Regions from separate parts of the Homo sapiens genome. Here region 2 is linked to region 1. The links are chromatin loops, found by intact Hi-C in ENCODE. Cell type or tissue: IMR-90. All regions are shown on one strand.

Region 1 (5,000 bases):
TGGTACAGGGGTGGGAGGTAGGGAAGAGGATGCCCTGCGCTCCCTCCACCCCAATAAAAGTGATATGGTCAAATCTCCTAGAAAACATATTAATGACAGATCTCCAGGGAAACAAACATGGTATTTGCTAGGTGAGAGTCCTCACCTATGAGAGGCTTTTAATAGGATGCACCATGGTTGTTCACAATTTATGGATTTGAAAGTATGTTTCTCTGGTGGGCTTTGTAACCGAGTATACAAATAGTCCATCTATGCAAGTGTCCATCTAAGCCACACACTATTTAGAGTCTCCTATGTTAACCTGGGCCAGAGCATGCCCTAATTTGGCAAGAAAATAACCAGGGAGCTATAGTGGAGATCCCACACCTCTTCTTGTTTCACTTCTACCTCAGGATTGTTTTTATCCTTGAAATCAGAGGTAAAATTTGACGTTGGGTGTGGTAGGCAGCTTATAAAACAACTCCCAATAATCTGCACCTCCTGGTATTGACACCCTTGTGTAGTCCCCCTACAAGGAACAGAACTGACATGCAACCCCAGGATGTTACAGGAAAGATGGACTGTGACTTCCAAGTCTAGGTCATGAAAGACATTACTGCTTCATCTTTCTCTCCCTCAGCTGTCATTTGCCCTCTCTGATGAGGTCAGTTACCATGTTGTGGCTATCCTGTGAAGAAGACCAGATGAAAAGGAACTGAGAGATGCCTCTGACCAACAGCAGAGGAGGAAATGAATCTGGAAACAACCATGTGAATAAATCTGAGAATGAATGCAACCCTAGCTGAACCTTAAAGTACCATCTGACACCTTCATTACAGCCTTGTGATAGACTGAGAGCCAGAGGACCCAGATGAACCACACTGGGTACCTGACCCACAGAAGCTACAAGATAAATGGTTGCTGCGATAATAAATGGTTATTGCTTTAAACCACCAAGCCATGGGTCAATTTGTTATACAACAATAAATAATTAACATATTAGGTAAGATCTGATTCATGAGTCTGAATCACTATCTCAAATGTAGTCTACTACATGTCAGGTCCTGTTCTAAGCACTTAGGGTACATCAATATACTAGACAAACATTGCTGCCTTTATGGAACTTACAATCAAGGTGAAAGCAATGTAAAAATATACTAAGTAAATACTCCAGTATATTTGAAGGTGATAAAGGACTTTGGAGAAAGGAATGTCAAGCAGGGTTAAAAGGAGTGGTTGGGGAGGGTGAGGAAGACAGCCATGTGGATACTTGAGGAAAATGCATTCCAGCAGAAAAGAGACAGCACCAGTATAAAGGCCCTACGGGCAAAAGCACGCCTGGCACATAAAAGAAACAGCAAGACCAGTACGGAGCATAGAGAACAAGGGGAGAATACTAGCAAACTGGGGGGAAACGGATGAATAGTTTAGGCCCAGGGGGTCATTGGCTTTCACTCTGAGTGAAATGGTATGCCATCAGAGGAGTGATATAATCCGACTTATGTTTTAGAAGGAACACTGTGCCTGCTGTATTGACTAGACAGGAGAATAAAGTGGGGGCACCCCTATTCCTAAGGGGTGCCTGGGAAACAGACTCCTAAGAAATACTCCCAAGGGTACCTGGGAAATAGACTCCTAAGAAATATCAGCCCTCCTTATCTACTCCTACAGCCATACTGGCTATACTCTCCCCCAGCTCCTCATTGCTTCAAGATGCAAAATAAATTTGCTGTGACCTTTTATGCAACCTTTAAATCATAGATACCAACAAAAGCAGGTCACGTAAAGAAGCATCAGCCACTATCTACGAGGAGCAGACTGCAGACCTTCACAAATGTAAGCTAAAGGAATTAAAGAAATCATTTTCACTAACAAAGATTGCTCCTATCTTATATCTAAGGTACACATGGTAAGCCTTGGAAAGTTAATGCTCATGAAAACTGTCTTTTTACTTTTATTATTTCAATTCACAAACCAATTAAAGACACTATTAAAAAATTCTCATTAGCTATTCCATAAAGTACCAGTATTCTCCCACAACCAGCCATGAACTCTTCAGAAGTTATTACAGATTTTAACTAGTGGCCATCTTCCTCTTTTCTAAGATCTAAGCTGCTGCCAGTGAGTGTGCAATGCTAAGGTTTGGCCTCTGCTGTCCCCTAGTGGAATCACATTCTGCTCCTTATGTTACAGAATTTCTGAGCGCCACAAAATGTAGCCAGGCACATAAGGCTAAATTAGAATATTGCTGAAATTATTTTATCTTCTACTATTCTGGGGGAAAAAAATAGTTATATATAAATGCCCATCTTCTACCCACAACCCTCCCCTACCCTCCCCAAATAAAAACATTTTTTAAAGTTGAGAATATCTGATGTCTATTTTCCATTCCCAAATATTTTCTACTTTCAACTGGACATTTTTATAAAAACTGGAAGAGCTTGGTTTTGTACCAAAAGAACTATAAGCCCTAAAGAGAATTGCTTTTTAAAGTGACAGAATGTATCACAGGATAGAGCATTATAAAACTATATTCATATACCTGGCCTCACTTATCTCTAAAGGAGATCATTTTGTTAAAAGGGGTGTGCTGGTTAAGGAAAATACAGGGAAATTTCTCAACTGCTATAGATCAAAAGGAATTTAGAAAGGTAAAATTAATTAATACAGAATTAGGTACTTCAAGACAAAAGTACCCAAATCACTTTTTTAGCTAAAATATGGAAAGAAAAAAAGATTCCCCAAATCTTAGCTATTTTGCTAATGAATTTGTTTTCCTATATCGATATATTATAGTTCAATTGCAAAAGCAAACACTATCTGGCAACTTGGTCTTAATTACAGCCAAATACACAGGATTTTAATTAGATTCTAATTTTAATTTAGCCTTTATTCAATTCAATTATTCAGTCTCATGGCCCACAAAACTTTCTAATTATCTTTAAGCCCATTATTGGCAAGTTTTAAACTGCCAGAAAAAAAAAAAAAAAAAAGCATTATATATGCTAAACCTTTCCACATACTATACATCTAAAATAGTCAAGTAAAAATACTTTTAATTGGTTACAAAAGGTCAAACAGGCTTGTGCTTTAAAAGTTAACGACCATACTAAAAATTACATTAAAACATTTTTTTCAGATTAGTATTCTCTCTCTTCAGACACAATAATGTGATGTTGTTCTAACTCCTCTTCATCTCCTCAGTCATTAAGACCCAATTTAATGTTCACCACGGCATGTTCAACTACATAAAATTTTCAACAACTTCTCTAGGAACCAAGAACCTTGAAATATTCCCCCCTCTAGAATCTTTTCCTGATTTATATTGACATGTCCAATAATCTTCATATAGGGAGAATTTTACTGCTAAATGTATTCTATTTATGAATCAGTCTGCCCTGTCCCCATCAATACCACTGGCACATCTAAAAAGAATGTAATACATATGAAAATAATCACATTAAAGAATACACTATATTAAAGATATCGAAAAGGAAAAGAAAAAATAAAAATAAAAAGCGCCTACACCCCTGGCCCAATGCACTTGTGAGATACCATATCCAACCCTGCCTATCCAGAGGCCCACAGGAGCACAGAATGCAGATATGTGCACAGGTACATGTAAAAATTTACACAACTACACATTTACTGAGGAGAATAACAGTGGAGAAGGTCATTCCACCAACCACCACTGATGACTTTCCAAAATACTCACTATGAATGACAATCAAAACAGGTACTCGCCGGGCACTGTGGCTCACACCTGTAATCCCAACACTTTGGGAGGCTGAGGCGGGCGGATCACTTGAGGTCAGGAGTTCAAAACCAACCTGGCCAACATGGTGAAACGCCATCTCTACTAAAAATACAAAAATTAGGCAGGTGTGGTGGCACGCGCCTATAGTCCCAGCTACTTGGGAGGCTGAGGCAGGAGAATCACTTGAACCCGGGAGGCGGAGGTTGCAGTGAGCTGAGATTGTGCCACTGCACTCCAGCCTGGGTGACAGAGCGACACTCTGTCTCAAAAAAAACAAAACAGAACAAAACAAAAACCATGTACTCAATACATTAAAGACCAATGAGGCACCATCTACCCCCTCATAAAAATGGAGAACAGGCAACTATTCTACCCATGTCCCATTTTAGTTAGTTCCAAGAAGAAAGAAAGTTCTAAAAACAAGTTTGTCTAAATGTACAGTATCATATACAAAACCTAATCCTAACTGCATTGCTTGTTTAAAACTACATCATTAATTGCAATTAAAAGACTTATTTTTGAACCCACTAATTCATAAATCCTATTTTTAAATAGTCTTTCATTATTATACTGTTCTCTCCCTTCTTTCATGCTGGTCAAAAGAAGCACATTTAATTTGAGTGCATTTTTATTATAAACCACGTTTAAAGATGGCCCACAGGATAAACATGAATCAATCAAAAAAAACAAAAAAAAAAAACACTTAAACACTCATACATTCAAACATCTTATGAAAATTAAATAGAATTTTAAGAAGATCTATTTCTTGCTAGGCTATAAAAAGACATAAAAACCTTCACTTCAGCTGAAACAAAAAGTGACCACATAAAAACAAAAACAAAAAAATTTTCTTCAAAGCTACCCAAAAAATATAAATGTATAGAAATCTAAAAGAACTAAACGCCAAGGGGACTTCCTAGGTAAGCAAGGGATAGCGTACACTTTCATACTTGGGGCCACTTGCTGAAGTGGACACAGGGCAGGTGGTAAAGCAAGCCTGCCAAACAGGACAGTCTGTGCTCGGGCCTAAAGATCCTCACATCCCTGGGAAAGTTTTGAGAAGAGTTTGTGGCATGAAATTGGAAGCAACCATTGGTCCAGTTAGACCAATCCTGGAATCCATATGATAAATACCCAATCATCCAGTTTTGATGAGAAAGAAAACAGAGCAAAAATGTAAAACTGAATAAATAGTCCATCTGTGGCTAACCATAATCATAATCTAAAGATCATAATAAATTCCAATTCTTAAACACTACAAACA
Region 2 (5,000 bases), 230 kb before region 1:
GAAAGCGTAACTAGGTGATTAAGAAGAATCTTTAGTTTCCTAAAAGGTTTATTATTAAAGGTATTTTATAACATCTAGTTCATGGTGCCTGGATCTTATTGTAACTTCGTCTCTATCAAGTTTAACTCAGTATATTTGGAAGATACTGTGACCATGGAACCTTTTATCCCCTTAACTTTACAGGTAACTTCTCTGAAATGTACACATGGCATAATGTAAAAAATATCTACTTTTCTCCCTTCCCTGTTTAATGTTGAAATGACTGCTTTTAAAAATAGTTACTTAACAGTGATTCAAGCACTGTTATTAAATATGTCATTTCCAAAATTCTGGTATAGAGGAAAAGAAAATGGCTTTGGAGTCAGTCTGACCCGATTTAAACCCTGGCAGTTGCCTAAAACTTGGGAAAACTGCTGAACGTCACAGGGTGCCAATTTTTATGTTTGTAAATGTGACTAATATCTACCTCATGGAGAGATTAAATAAGTGATATATGCATGGTAAATGCATTATAAATGTTAACTATAGCTTCTCCAACTCCCCATGGTGGGCATGATCTTACTTTTCTGTTGATGTTAACTGGATTATATTGGTCTTTACCATGTAAGGTGAAAGTCTTTTAACTTGAGATGTCCCCCGACCCCCTGAGATACGGTCTTGCTCAGCCCAGGCTGGAGTACAGGGTGCTATCATGGCTCATGAGAGAACTCCTGGGGAGCTGGGACACTCAGGAAGGGATACTGAATGGGGTAGGGGTCTGGGACAAATGTTGTTGGAGGGAAGAGAGGTTCTGGGTCCCTGTTAGGTTAAGGTCCTCAGCAAGCAACAATAGTCTTTGACGTTTTTATTAAAATTAAGTATATTATTATTAGCCTTATCTCAGGTAAGAACCTTCACTTTGAGAGGCTGAGAAGACAGTTCCTCAAAGGGCAGCCCTGTTCATAAGGAAGGGCTATGCTGAGCTAGAATTTCATGTTTGGCAGAATAGTACTTAATCCAGCATATAACCAAAATCTGAAAAGACAAAGCATATTATTATCACAGTCTACTGTATTTTAAACGTTAAAAACAGCTTTCTTTAAACTACAGAAATTATTATGAAATGGTTAAATTTCAAAATACTGACAATACAAGATGCTGGTGGGGCTGTGGAGCAAAAAGAACTCTCGTTTATTGCTGGTAAGAATGCAAAATGCTACAGCCACTTCGGAAGAGAGTTTAGCAGTTTCTTATAAAACTAAATATACTCCCTACCATGTGATCTAGCTGTCATGCCCTTTGATATTTACCCAAAGGAGCTGAAAACTTATTACCACACAAAATCCTGCTCATGAATATTTATAGCAGCTTTATTCATAATTGCCAAAACTTGGAAGCAGCCAAGATGTCTTTCAATAGATGAACAAACTGTGATACATCCATACAATGGAATATTATTCAGTGATAAAAAGAAATGAGCTATCAAGCCACAAAAAGATATAGCGGAACCTTAAAAATATATTGCTAAGTGAAAGAAGCCAATCTGAAAAGGCTGCATATATGATTCCACCCATATGGCATTCCAGAAAAGGCAAAACTGTGAATACAATAAAAAGACCAGTGGTTGCAAGGGATTCGGAAAGAGAAGGATAGATAGGTGGAGCACAAGGGATTTTGAGGGCAATGAGCTATTCTGTGTGATACTATAATGATGGACACATGACATTATACATTTGTCAAAACCCATAAGATATACAATGCCGAAAGTGAACTCTAATTTGAACTACAGACATTAGTTAATAATAATGTATCAATATTAGTTCATCAATTGTAACAAATTTACCACACTAATGCAAGATGTTACTAATAGGGGAAATTGGAGAGGTAGTGAAGAGAAATATGAAAACTATATTTTTCACTCCATGTTTACTGTAAAAACTAAAATTCCTAGGCAGAAAGTCAATAAAAAGATGTATAGTTTAAAAGAGTTAGTATACCCCCAATACATTATAACTTAATTAAATTGAGCATAAAAACACATTAGATTTTTCTTTTTTTATCCCCAAAGAACTACATGCCCCTTAATACATCACCTGACTTACCTTTCCCATCCTCATTTAGAGTACTCAGACCATCTCAATTCCACTTTTCTGTTCTTATGAGAATTTCAATGCTGGCTCACTCCTTTCTAATGAGTTGCCACTGTATGGACTAGACTAGCAACTGTTTCCTATACTCATCACCTTCTATGAAGTCAGTATCACAATCAGGATAGACACATGGGTAGAATGATGATGAGGTGAAAAGCAGCCAAGGAATCTCCTAACAGGAATACACAGAATTGTACAGTCATGATGATGCTATTAGGGTAAATATTTAAATAATAATTGTCTACGCAAACCATGCTTAGAACACTAGGATGAATCATTCCTTCCTCCCAGAGGTGGCTTGCAATAATTCTTCAGGTCTTGCCTCAGAGAGGGTTCTTCTTAACCATCTTGGCTAAAGTGAACTCTCCCAATTCCTCTCTCATCAGTTATTGTTTTCAAGGCCCTGTCACCACCTCTTGTCTGCTTTTTGTTTACTTCCTTATGGTCTGTCTCTCTTGCTGGAGCGTACGCTCTATGAGGGGCTGGGGTCCAGTATCTCTTCTTTATTGCTCTCTGCCAGTCACATGGTAAACTAGCAGTTTATCAAATGCCTAAATTATGTGACTGTCAAAGGAAAACAGACAGGTAAGGGCATTCCTACACTCCAATTTGGTAACGTGGACTCTCCATCCATATTTTGAATAGGCTATGTTACATGACATTACTGTCACTACATCATTAATTTCAACCAGGCTGTAAGATATTTTTGCAAACTGTTTTGAATATAGGGCCTAGTGCTACCTGGGGACTTAATGAATGACTTCAATGAGGAAAACAAGGAAAAGTAGCTATCCTAGAGGACATTAAGTTTTATTCCTATCAATGTATATACTCATTTACAAACTCCTACCAGTTTTGCTTTTAGTAATTAAAATAATTACTGCACATTAATGACCCTATTCAATGTCATATTTCACTTTCTTTTTACCCTCGTTAGATCTTCACAGTAACTTTGCAAGGTAAAAATTATCTTCCTTTGACTGATGAAGAAAGCTGGGTCACAGAGATTAAGTAACTTGTCAAAGGTCCATAACTTGTAAAAGAAAGATTCAAACTCAGGTCTGTCAAATCCCCAAACCCACAGTTTTCCCCACAAAGCCAAGTAGCCTGCCTTTGTTCTAACAGTCTTAATTTCACAAAACTACTTTCCCTGTTGCAAAGTTGATAATAATACAGCGTGTAGATCAATATTCCAAAACTACAAGCAGTGGTGCATGTGGGCAAGGCATTCAGTCTCTCGGTTCACAGAACCTCATGTAATTCATATCTCACACCTGCTAGAGCAACTATTTTTGTAAAACAGATGCTTCTGAGAACACCCTGCCAGGATCAGGCATAGTTTAAATTTCTATGTATTGATAGAGAAAGGCATAAGGAGAGAGACTGATTCACTGATATATTATTCCATGTAGCGAGAACTCCTAGGGCTTATTCCACTTGAATTTTTAATTCCCTTTCTGGCTTTTAGGACACTTTAGCCAATAAACTTACAAGTGTGGGAAAGAGTGGGGCAAATAACATATTATCACAGAAGAGGAAGGTAATCATTGGTACCTGCCATGAATAGGAAGACCTCTCACTGGTAAACAGCATACTTTAAATGATGTGTGAATTAAATCCAAACAAAACAAGTCAGAATGTCCTTTGTAACCTAGAAACCACACTTCCTGGGCTGCGAGGACACAATAATCAGAACCACTAAACCAAACTTCAAGATGTTCCAGCTGGGCACGGTGGCTCACGCCTATAATCCCTGCACTTTGGGAGGCCAAGGCAGGCAGTTGCCTGAGGTCAAGAGTTCAATACCGGCCTGGCTAACATGGTGAAACCCCTTCTCTACTAAAAATACAAAAAAATTAGCCAGGCATGGTGGCGCACGCCTGTAGTCCCAGCTACTCGGGAGGCTGAGGCAGGAGAATTGCTTCAACCTGGGAGACAGAGGTTGCAGTGAGCTGAGATCACGCCACTGCACTCCAGCCTGGGCAACAGAGGGAGACTCCATCAGAAAAAGAAAAAAAAAAAAAAGTTCCAAGTGCTGTCTGATATGGCTGTGGCCCAAGGCAACATAGAAGAAAAACATCTTCTGGGAAAATCTGTTAACTTCTCTCCTGCTGGATGCAGTGCCTTATAGAAACACAATCTAGTGGAGTGAGCACTAAACTTCCAAGGATGCTGGGGCAGACAGTTCCAATAATTAAGTTATAAAACGGCAACTGAAATTATGGGGGATTCTGTAAGCCTGACTCTGAACAAGAGACTGTGCGGCCAGAAAGTGGCATATGCCTCATTTCAGAGCTCATAACTTCTGTGGCAGCTGCATTTCTTCATGTACAATTAGGGGTGTGCAAGTTTGTATGTGTTAAATTACAAAATAGGGGATTGACATCACTGTACAGCCTATTCAGAAATTTCACAAAAGCAAGGACAAGGGGCTGCTGGAAGAAAGCACACTCCCTTTATTAGACTGTCTGAGCAGCTTTTCAATCTCTTGCTTTTTCTTCTTTCCTTTGGAATGCTAAGTTAAGAAATCAGGTGAACCAAAGACTGATAAAGCTGCAAGGAAGCTAAGGGTGGGTGTCTGGAGGTGGAGAACAGTGAATATGCCCTTAAACAGAAACCCTGAGGTGTCCTTTTACAACATGCTGCTAAACTGGCTGTGGAAAGCTACTGTGAGAGACAAGAATTTAGCGCCTGAGAGCCCAGTTTTGGGCACCTATTTGTATAAAACTCTCCTTCTTGCATTCATATCATAAATGTAGCTTGGATTTTTTCCTAAATAATTTAAACCTAATACATGAGCTTGTGATCATCTGAAACATTCTCAGAAACCTTTATACCCATCCTAAAGTACTGGCACTTTGGTATTCAAAT

The links. A loop is a pair of places that touch in the nucleus more often than their neighbours do. Peaks named below come from ENCODE experiments on the same cell type or tissue, not always from the same donor. Only the 100,000 strongest peaks of a DNase experiment are listed, where the experiment ranks them.
Region 2: a loop joins it to region 1, with 3 times the contacts of the local background. A loop is called at or near these places in 3 of 110 quality-filtered maps.

What each region holds. Positions count from the first base shown.
Region 1 is chr11:108,695,197-108,700,196 of GRCh38, reverse strand. The region is part of intron 9 of DDX10 (DEAD-box helicase 10); the gene reads right to left. It overlaps LOC124902750 (a long non-coding RNA gene), which reads left to right. Exons shown (of 3, transcript XR_007062881.1): 3 at 620-690. Among named protein-coding and RNA genes, the nearest start is that of DDX10, 33 kb to the right of the region's middle. In IMR-90, a CTCF peak has its summit at 2,140 (motif pointing left); a DNase peak (open chromatin) is centred at 2,126; H3K27ac peaks cover 232 bases.
Region 2 is chr11:108,926,790-108,931,789 of GRCh38, reverse strand. The region is part of intron 17 of DDX10 (DEAD-box helicase 10); the gene reads right to left. Among named protein-coding and RNA genes, the nearest start is that of DDX10, 260 kb to the right of the region's middle. In IMR-90, no CTCF peak of the experiment used is centred here; DNase peaks (open chromatin) are centred at 409 and 2,329; H3K4me3 peaks cover 1,234 bases; H3K27ac peaks cover 2,256 bases.